2 separate regions of the Homo sapiens genome follow, and region 1 is linked to region 2. A link is an interaction called in ENCODE POLR2A ChIA-PET data of the cell type or tissue named here. Cell type or tissue: PC-3. All regions are shown on one strand. Each heading gives the region's core, and the rest is flanking DNA. Links, peaks and the distances in the headings are about the cores only. Region 1 has its middle 450 kb from the start of ZIC3. Region 2 has its middle 230 kb from the start of ZIC3.

Region 1 (5,394 bases), core at 281-5,280, 220 kb before region 2:
AGAGATAAAAAGCATAGATCTAAATGGCATCAGGGAAAATAACAGAGTAGGTAACTTCAAAGGCTCATTCCTCCACAGAAACTGAAAAATCAAGCAAAAACTGTCAAATCAACTTTGGAGAAATTCTGCAAAATAGTCAAAGGCACAGCAACCAAACAAATGCTGTATCAAGAAAAGAGGCAACTTTAGAAGAGTAGAAAAGTTTTGTGGCATTTTTGCTTTCTCCTTGCCCTATACACCTCCTTGGATTTGCGGCAGTTTTGAAGATAGCAGCTCATTTTCCCAGTGTGGAACCCTGGGGCCTGGATACAGGAAAAGCAGAGCAGACCTTGTTCTCAAAGAACTGCATTTATCTATTCTAACATGTCTGGGGGTTCCCTGAAGTACTGATGCAGAGTGTTTGTCTTTCCTTCACCTAACACAGAACTCATTCAGGGCTAAAAACAGTGGGCATTGCTGGAAAACATTGTAAGGCAAATGAATAACCCACAGCTGCTTGAGGCAAAAGATTATGATAAAGGCAAACAATAAGCCACCAGAAGCCCGGGAGGAACAGCTGCAGAGAGAGGTTTTTAGGGGGGAAATTTAGGTATTTAAAAGTCCCAGTGATAGTCCTGGGGAATTTAGAAAGCCACAAGCATGCCTAGGGCACAGTGCATGCTCAGATGCTTAGGGAAGACCTGAGGACACCTTAAGCTTTCAACTCTGGGTGATTTCTAGGCTTAATGCAAAGAAATGAAAGTAAGTCAGAGTTGTAAACAGCCTGGTTAAGTGTTGACAGAGTGGCCAGCACAGAGCTAATCTGCAAAGACTGGTAGAGGTTTTGTTATTTATTTCTTTCCTCCTTCTCTTTCTCCTCATCCTCCTCCTGCTCCTCCTCCTCTTTCTCCTTCTCTTACTCTTCTTTCTCTCTCTTTCTCATTCTTTCTCTCTTAACTCCTGGCAGTCAAGAAAATCTCTGTGCAGCAAAGGACATAATCAAGGCCAGGTATGGTGGTTTACGCCTGTAATGTCTGTGCTTTGTGAAGCTGAGGTAGAAGCATTGTTTAAGGCCAGGAGTTTGAGACAAGACTGGGCAATCATAGCAGATCCCCTCTCTACAAAAAAAATGTAAAAGTTAGTTGGATGTGGCAGTATGTGCCTGTAGTCCTAGCTATTTGGGAGGCTGAGGTGGGAAGATCGCTTGAGTCCAGGAATTCATGGCTGCAGTAAGCTATGATTGTCCCGTGCATTCCAGCCTGGGTGACAGAGTAAGACCTTGTCTCTAAAACACAATGGGCATAATCAAGAAAGTGAAGTAAAAATACAACCTACAGAATGGGAGAAAATATTTGGAAATTATATAGCTGATAAAAATCTTGTATCCAGAATATATAAAGAACTCCTGCAATTCAACAACACAAAGAAAAAAACCCAATAAATGAATGAACAAAGGACTTAGACACTTCCCCAAAGAGGATTTACAAAAGACCCAGACACACAAAAAGATCCTCACATCATTAGTAATTAGGGAAGTGCAAACCAAAACCACGATGAGTTACCACCTCACACCAACTAAGATGGCTACAATTTAAAAAATGGAAATTAACACATATTGCTGAGGATGTGGAAAAATGGAATATATGTACATTGTTGCTGGGAATGCAAAAATGGTTCGGCAACTATGGAAAATAATTTGACAGTTCCTTAGAAAGTTATCATGAGACCCAGAAATTCCACTCCTATTTTTATATCGAAAAGAATTGAAGACAGATATTCAAATACATGTGCCCACATATCCATAGCAGCACTATTCACTATAGCCAAAGTGTCAAAGTGTGAAAACAACCTAATGCCCATCAACAGATGAATGGATAAACAAGTTGTGAGATATATATATAGGAATATTATTCAGCCACAAAACGGAATGTATCTATGAATGCTACAATATAGAAAAGCCTTGAAAACATTATCCTTAGTGAAAGAAGGCAGACACAAAAGGTCATATATTATATTACTCCATTTATGTGAAATATCCAAGTAAATACAAAGAATCAGAGAGCACATTTCTGGTTTCCAGGGAAGGAAGGGTAGAGGGAATGAGGATTTACTGCTTAATGGGTACAAACTTCATTTTTGGGTGACGAAAATGTTTTGAAACTAGATAGAAATGGTGTTTGCACAACACTTTGAATGTACTGAATGCCACTAATTTATTCATTTTTAAATGATTAATTTAACGTCAAATGAATTTATCTCTCAACTTTTAAATATCTGGCATAAAAAATAGGTCCATACCTCATAGTGTTTATTTTGTTTGTTTGTTTGTTTGCTTATTTGTTTGTTTGTTTTGAGACAGAGTCTTGCTCTTGTTGCCCAGGCTGCAGTGCAATGGCACAATCTCAGCTCACTGCAACCTCTGCCTCCCAGGTTCAAGCAGTTCTCCTGCCTCAGCCTACCGAGTAGCTGGGATTACAGGTGCCCACCATGCCTGGCTAATTTTTGTATTTTTAGTAGAGACAGGGTTTCGCCATGTTGGCCAGGCTGATCTTGAACTCCTGACCTCGTGATCTGCCTGCTTCAGCCTCTCAAAGTGCTCGGATTACAGGTGTGAGCCACTGCACCTGGCCTCATAGTTTCTTATGGTTATTAGCAGAGACACAGAGTAATATTCAAAAAGTCTAACCCATATTACACAGACTGTCTGAGGCCAAGAAAGGTGCTCCTTGCAAACACAGACAATCTGGCCAGCCTCGTCTGGATGGAGTCAAATGTCATTCTATGGTGACATTAGTAGAGGGCATAATAAGTGGTACCACTTTTGCCTTTACTTGATTCTCCTAGTCCTCCTTTTTCTCCTTCTTGATGGCTTTTTCTCTGGAGGTCTTGCCACATCATCTATTAAAAACTTGTATATGGGCATAAACTACACAAAAGTCTATAATTAAGAGAGGATGGAATGATGGACTTGATTATTTGCATTGTGAGTTGGGCTTCCTTTATTACAAAATGAATGAGCTATTAGGATTCTCTCAAAAAGTAAACACCCCTGAATCATCTGAAAGATGACTACACAAACTTGCTTTTCACCCAGCCATTGTACAAAGTAAAGCCCACATGTTTGAGAGTTATTGGCACTGCTTACCAAATATTTCTAGTTGTTTTTCTAAGCACATGATAGGATGACACTTCCCTCCAGATCTAAACTGAAACTTGGGAAAGAAACTTACTTTGGTCAATAAAATGTAATTGAAGTAATATGTGTTACTTGCTAGCAGAAATTATAAATTTCCTTCTTTTTTCTGTGCTACAACAACTGGCAAAGTTCCAAATGTTTGCTGTTGCATCATCTTGTGTCCTGGAGTGAGATGACATGGAACAGAGACTCCAGCTGCCTTGTGACATGTACTGTGAGCAATAAATAAATCTTTGTTGTTTTAAATCACAAAGATTTGGAGTATGTTTGTTACCCCAACATAACTCAGCATATCATGACTAATACGTGTTTTTTTCAATTGTGCTCTCAACTCAGTGGTTACTTTTTGAATATGACTCTTGTAAAAAACATCACAAATAATAGTAGGTGTACTTTAAGTTTCCATTGATGGAGGTAATTCATCATAACACAAAGCTACTAGGAGCTCTAAGATGCTTTTAAATGAATTTGTATTTTATGAATAATAAGAGGAACTGCATATCTGTGAAAATTACAATAGCTGTAATTAATAACCTATTTATTTTATCACCAGACAATGTTCAGTGCCTTTTCATGGGGTCACAGACTACTTATAATGACTCCATAGCTACGCAGTGGGTCTGTGCCCCAGGCCACTCATTCAACAAGTATTTGTTGTGGACCTATTAGCACATACATTGTGCTATGTCCAGAGAGGAACCCAAAAGACATATGAAGGTTAATCTGCATCTTTATGATCCGAGACATACTCATTGGAGACAGGTACCAATGAAACAGTATGTTCTAATGGCCAAGTGAATGAAGCAATACAGTTTAATGGTTAAGAGTGTGAGCCCGGGAGCCACACTGACTGCCTGGGATTGAATCCCAGTTATGGCATTTACCAACTGTGTGACCTTAATTAAGTTGCTTAACTTCTCTGTGTTCCAGTTTCCTCTTCTGTAAAATGGGCAGAATAGTGGTACCTACCTCATAAAATTGTTCTGACATTAAATTTCTTAATAAACATAAATATTTAAAGTAGTGTCTGAAACATACTATATGCTGCTATTTTTATTCCTTCACCTATCTTTTAACATTTGTGGTCCCCTGAAGATTCTTCTTTGGCTCTCTGCTCTTTTTCATCTATTGAGTGTCTCTAAGTCACCATTTCACATCCATAGCTTCAACTGCCACCTATATATTCCTGTCAGTATTGAGAGTAGTGGCCTCATTAAGATCTCAGAATCCCCAAATGCTAATATCCTTGACTTACTGTCTAGCTGCATATCATTGCTGTAATTTCTTAGGACATATAATGTATGGTTTCAAAATCTCTCCCCCAAAATTTCCACATCAAAAGGTAATCCAACTATGGTGAGCTGAACCGAACTACATGTGAGTCTTCCCCTTGGTCTTTTTTTTTTTTTTTTTTTGAGATGGAGTGTCACTCTGTCGCCCAGGCTGGAGTGCAGTGGCACGATCTCGGCTCACTGCAAGCTCCACCTCCCGGGTTCACCCATTCTCCTGCCTCAGCCTCCCGAGTAGCTGGGAGTACAGGCGCCCACCACACACCCAGCTAATTTTTTTGTACTTTACAGTAGTAGTTTCTGACATTGAGGGAGCAGAGATCCCTTGAAGAATCTAGTGAGATATATTAACGACCACCCTCAGGAAGATAGACATATAAACACAGGCTAATACATACAATTTCACAAGGTTCCCAGGCCCCTTGAAGCCCATGCATAGACACCAAGGGGGGTCTTGTAAATTGTTCCCAGGGTACAGACTGCTATTAGAATAGTATTCTTGATTAAGCCTCTGAGTCTGATGCTTGTGATTGAGTGCGACAGTGTACAAGTGAAGGTAGAGCCAGGAAAGTGAGAGCCCTTATATATAAGGCTTAGATCTCAGTTGGCCTATATCATCCATGCCAGGAATCCTTTCTCTTTTGGGCTCCTACTCTACCTTTTAACAAAAAGAAAGATAAGTATATGAGAGTAAGTCCATTTACCTGTTAAGAAAATATACCCAATAAGTCCTGCAACTCAGTTGACACCATCTATTTTCTGATATCTCATTGAATTTTAATACAACTTTCCTTTAAATAATCCTCATAGCTTTTACCCTTGCACATAATTGGCCTAGATTTTTTCAAAAATTAATTGAAGATTAAATGAGTCAAGGAAAGTAAAGTGCTTAGAATAATGTCTGGCACATAGTAAGTGCTATATAGCTGT
Region 2 (5,394 bases), core at 270-5,269:
TTACCTCTTTGGAGGGATATTTCTCAGTTGCTATCAAAATATAAAATATGCAAAGTTTGGACCTAGCATATGTGTACACAAAAAGACGCAAGGACAAAGATGTTTGTTGTTGCATTATTTTTAATTGTAAAAAGTTGGAAACAATCTAAATGCTCACAAGTTGTTAAATAACGATATATCTACATTAGGTTGTGGTTAAAAGAAATGAAGTAGGTCTATATGCACTGACATGGAAAGGTCTCCAAAGCATATTATTATGTAAAAAAAAGTATTAATAGCAAAACCATTTTTATCATATGATCTCAATAAGGTAACCAAACGAATTTGTAGGTACATATACATGTAAATCCATAGGGAAAAGTTTGTAAACATTCACATCAAAATGATGACAATGATTATTTCAGGAAGCAGGGTGAGATGGGGGAGTGAAATGTAAGAGGAGCACTTGAACGTTTTACTTTCTGTACTTGTGAATGACGACTCATTCCCAATGGGAATGTATTCTTATATTACTTGTGTAATTTTTTAGACATAATAAAAATTTTAAATACTAAATAAAACTGGGTAATGAGAAGGCATAGGGCAAGGAACTGCTGTTTCTCATTACAAGTCTTTGAATAATATTTGGTTTTTAAACCCACGCATATGCTTTAATTTGATAGAAAAAGGTAAAGGTTTAAAAATGCATTTAAAATATACACTTTTACTCAAGTCCTTAGAGCAATAAGGGCAGAGTTGGTCTTCAAACCAAGGTTGTGTTAAGAGTTTCTAAAGAAAGAAATTTTTTAAAGTTTTATCTAGTAATTCATTATAATTAATTCCTATTCAGCTTTTACTTACATTATGAGAAACATGATTATGGTTTCATAATCATCTTTATAACAACCTATAATAGTAATCTATTTTAAAAGTTTTAAGTAAGGTCCTATCTATAAAATGACTTGGAATATTTTTTTCCTTAAACATAAATTTGGCCCTAAAACTGATGCAGTTAGGGTTAGCTTGGTGTCATCACGATTTGTTAGCAGCTGTCTACTTTAAACATACTGTCTGCTCATTTATATTTCTTTTTAAGCTCATCAGATTTAGATCAGAAAGAGAAATAGCTATCTGTTTTCATTGTGGGTTTGTGTATTTTTCTACGTAGAGGACATTCTTGTTTCTACATATCTTTATTTACAGATCAGCATGTGTTCTTGGGAGTCCCTGAATATAAGACCACATGGTTTTCATTTTCCATTTTCATAAAACTGTTTTTTTTAGTTTCTGTGGACAAATACCTAATGACAAATTACCATATTTATTTTTATAATGCATGAAACATTAAAAAATTAAAATACACCAAAGAGAAAAAACTTTATAAATTTTGCATTCAAAGAAAATATCTTCGTTATCATTTTATAGCCCTTATACTAGAGCATACAAGGCAAAAGAAGTTAGAATTTAATGTTTAAGATTGTGCACTCATTATTTTTTTTAAATTATTTTTATCCCTTTGCAGTATGCTAGTCAAGACTATTTTGGTTAAAAGTAGCGAACCCCAAATAACCTTAAGCCATGACACACATGCCTGTGTATGCATGCATGTCGCATGCACATGTGCAACACACACACACATGCACACACACACACTTCTAGTTGGAATACACAAAAAATATTGGCTTCTTTCTCAGACAGGCCTAGGATGATAAGGTATAACCCAGTGGTTCTCAGTCAGGGTGAACTTGGTCCTGCAGAGGACATTTTGCAATGTCTGGAGATGGAGGAGGGTATTGCTGGCACCTAGTGGGTAGAGGCCAGAGATGCTGCTAAATATCCTAAAATGCACAGGGAAGTCCCCCACAGCAAATAAATATCAAGCCCCATATATCAATAGTGCCAAGGGTGAGAAACCCTGGGTATAGGCACACTGATGAGTAACAAAGGTAGAGTAAATAGGGAGGAATTTAGACTGAGATAATCCAGGAACTGTGAGGCTAGGATGGTGCTATAATTATTACATAGGAGGGGCTTAGGAGTGGCATTCTGATGAGAAGTGGAAAGATGGAGCACAGTTTGTTTAAAAATTTTGTGAAGTTGTATAAATATCAATTGTATATATCAAAGAATAGGACAGGACTCTAATGTTCTCCTAATTCCCACCCCGTTAGCAACACCACTAAACCAGGATGTTAAACTAGTCCTTAACTTGGATTTTTTTTTTATTACTATCCTTTACATTTTGGGATACGTGTGCAGAACGTGCAGGTTTGTTACATAGGTATACATGTGCCATGGTAGTTTGCTGCACCCATCAGCCCGTCATCTACATTAGATATTTTTCCAAATGCTATCCCTCCCCTACCCTACCCCCACACCCCAACAGGCCCCAGTGTGTGATGTTCCCCTCCCTGTGTCCCTGTGTTCTGTTGCGGGAAGTCAGGGACCCCGAACGGAGGGACCAGCTGGAGCTGCAGCAGAGGAACATAAATTGTGAAGATCTCATTTTAATATGGACAAATATCAGTTCCCAAAATTAATACTTTTATAATTCCTTACGCCTGTCTTTACTGCAATCTCTGAACATAAATTGCAAAGATTCCATTTTAATATGGACATTTATCAGTTCCCAAATAATACTCTTATAATTTCTTATGCCTGTCTTACTTTAATCACTTAATCCTGTTATCTTCATAAGCTGAGGATGTACGTCACCTCAGGACCACTGTGATAATTGTATCTAACTGTACAAATTGATTGTAAAACGTGTGTTTGAACAATATAAAATCAGTGCACCTTGAAAAAGAGCAGAATAACAGCGATTTTAGGGAACAAGGGAAGACAACCATAAGGTCTGACTGCCTGCAGGGTCGGGCAGAATAGAGCCATATTTTTCTTCTTTCAGAGAGCCTATAAATGGACATGCAAGTAGGGAAGATATCACTAAATTCTTTTCCCAGCAAGGAATATTAATAATTAATACCCTGGGGAAGGAATGCTTTCCTAGGGGGAGGTCTATAAATAGCTCTCTGGGAGTGTCTGTCTTACGCTGTTGAGATAAGGATTGAAATACGCCCTGGTCTCCTGCAGTACCCTCAGGCTTATTAGGGTGGGGAAAAAACGCACCCCTGGTGAATTTGAGGTCAGACCAGTTCTCTACTCTCGAACCCTGTTTTCCGTTGTTTAAGATGATTATCAACACAATACGTGCACAGCTAAACATAGACCCCTATCAGGTGTTCTTTTGCCCTTTGCCTTATGATCTTTATTGGCCTCAGAAGCATGTGATCTTTGTTCTCCTTTTTGCCCTTTGAAGCATGTAATCTTTGTGATCTACTCCCTGTTCATACACCCTCTCCCCTTTTGAAATCCTTAGTAAAAACCTGCTGGTTTTGCAGCTCAGGTGGGCATCATGATCCTACTGATATGTGATGTCACCCCCAGAGGCCCAGCTGTAAAATTCCTCTCTTTGTACTCTTTCTCTTTATTTCTCAGCCAGCCAACACCTAGGGAAAATAGAAAGAACATATGTTGAAATACTGGGGGCGGGTTCCCCCGATAGCACTCTCATTGTTCAACTTCCACTTATGACTGAGAACATGCAGTGTTTGGTTTCCTGTTCCTGTGTTAGTTTGCTTAGAATGATGGTTTCCAGCTTCATCCATGTCCCTGCAAAGGACATGAACTCATCCTTTTTTATGGTTGTATAGTATTCCATGGTGTATATGCGTCACATTTTCTTTATCTAGTGTATCATTGATAGGCATTTGGGTTGGCTCCAAGTCTTTGCTATTGTGAATAGTACTGCAATAAACATACATGTTCATGTGTCTTTATAGTAGAATGATTTATAATTCTTTGGGTATATACCCAGTAATGGGATTGCTGAGCCAAATGGTATTTCTGGTTCTAGATCCTTGAAGAATCGCCACACTGTCTTCCACTAATTTACACTCCCACCAACAGTGTAAAGCATTCCTATTTCTCCAAATCCTCTCTAGCATCTGTTGTTTCCTGACTTTTTAATGATCACCATTCTAACTGGCATGAGACGGTATCTCATGGTGGTTTTAATTTGCATTTGTCTAATAACCAGTGATGATGAGCTTTTCTTCATATGTTTCCTGGCCACATAAATGTCTTCTTTTGCTAAGTGACTGTTGATATCCTTTGCCCACTTTTTGATGAGGTTGTTTGTTTTTTTTCTTGCAAATTTTTTAAGTTCCTTGTAGATTCTGGATATTAGCCCTTTGTCAGATGGATTGCAAAAATTTGCTCCCATTCTGTAGGTTGCCTGTTCAGTCTGATGATAGTGTCTTTTACTGTGCAGAAGCTCTTTAATTTAACTAGATCCTATTTGTCAATTTTGGCTTTTGTTGCCATTGCTTTTGGTGTTTTAGTCATGAAGTCTGTGCCCATGCTTATGTCCTGAATGGTATTGCCTAGGTTTTCTTTTAGGGCTTTTACGGTTTTAGGTATTACGTTTAAGTCTTTAATTCATCTTGAGTTAATTTTTGTATAAGTTGTAAGGAAGGGTTCCAGTTTCAGTTTTCTGCATACGGCTAGCCAGTTTTCCCAACACCCTTTATTAAATAGGCAATCCTTTCCCCATTGCTTGTTTTTGTCAGGTTTGTCAAAGATCAGATGGATGTAGATGTGTGGTGTTATTTCTGAGGCCTCTGTTCTACCCCATTGGTCTATATCTCTGTTATGGTACCAGTACCATGCTGTTTTGGTTACTGTAGCCTTAGTATAGTTTGAAATCAGGTAGCATGATGCCTCCAGCTTTGTTTTTTTGGGTTAGGATTGTCTTGGCTATACGGGCTCTTTTTTGGTTCCATATGAACTTTAAAGTAGTTTTTTCCAATTCTGTGAAGAAAGTCAATGGTAGCTTGATGAGAATAGCATTGAATCTCTAAATTACTTTGGGCAGTATGGCCATGTTCACAATATTGATTTTTCCTATTCATGAGCATGGAATGTTTCTCCATTTGTTTGTGTCCTCTCCTATTTCCTTGAGCAGTGGTTGTAGTTCTCCTTGAAGAGGTCCTTCACATCCCTTGCAAGTTGTATTCCTAGGTGTTTTATTTTCTTTGTAGCAATTGGGAATGGGAGTTCACTCATGATTCGGCTCTCTGCTTGTCTATTATTGGTATATAGGAATGCTTGTGATTTTTGCACATTGGTTTTGTATCCTGAGACTTTGCTGAAGTTGCTTATCAACTTAAGGAGATTTGAGGCTGAGACAATGGGGTGTTCTAAATATACAATCATGTCATCTGCAAATAAAGACAATGTGACTTCCTCTCTTCCTCTCTTCTCTTCTTCTCTACCCTTTATTTCTTTCTTTTGCCTGATTGCCCTGGCCAGAACTTCTAATACTATGTTGCATAGGAGTGGTGAGAGAGAGCATCC

The links. ChIA-PET counts read pairs that join two places held together with the same protein. Peaks named below come from ENCODE experiments on the same cell type or tissue, not always from the same donor. Only the 100,000 strongest peaks of a DNase experiment are listed, where the experiment ranks them.
Region 1: POLR2A ChIA-PET joins it to region 2 with 5 read pairs; 2 of 35 experiments call an interaction of 5 or more read pairs at or near these places.

The regions. Positions count from the first base shown.
Region 1 is chrX:138,016,260-138,021,653 of GRCh38, reverse strand. No RefSeq gene overlaps it. Among named protein-coding and RNA genes, the nearest start is that of ZIC3, 450 kb to the right of the region's middle. In PC-3, for the core only: no CTCF peak of the experiment used is centred there; DNase peaks (open chromatin) are centred at 3,073 and 3,373; H3K27ac peaks cover 1,393 bases.
Region 2 is chrX:137,796,394-137,801,787 of GRCh38, reverse strand. No RefSeq gene overlaps it. Among named protein-coding and RNA genes, the nearest start is that of ZIC3, 230 kb to the right of the region's middle. In PC-3, for the core only: no CTCF peak of the experiment used is centred there; no DNase peak of the experiment used is centred there.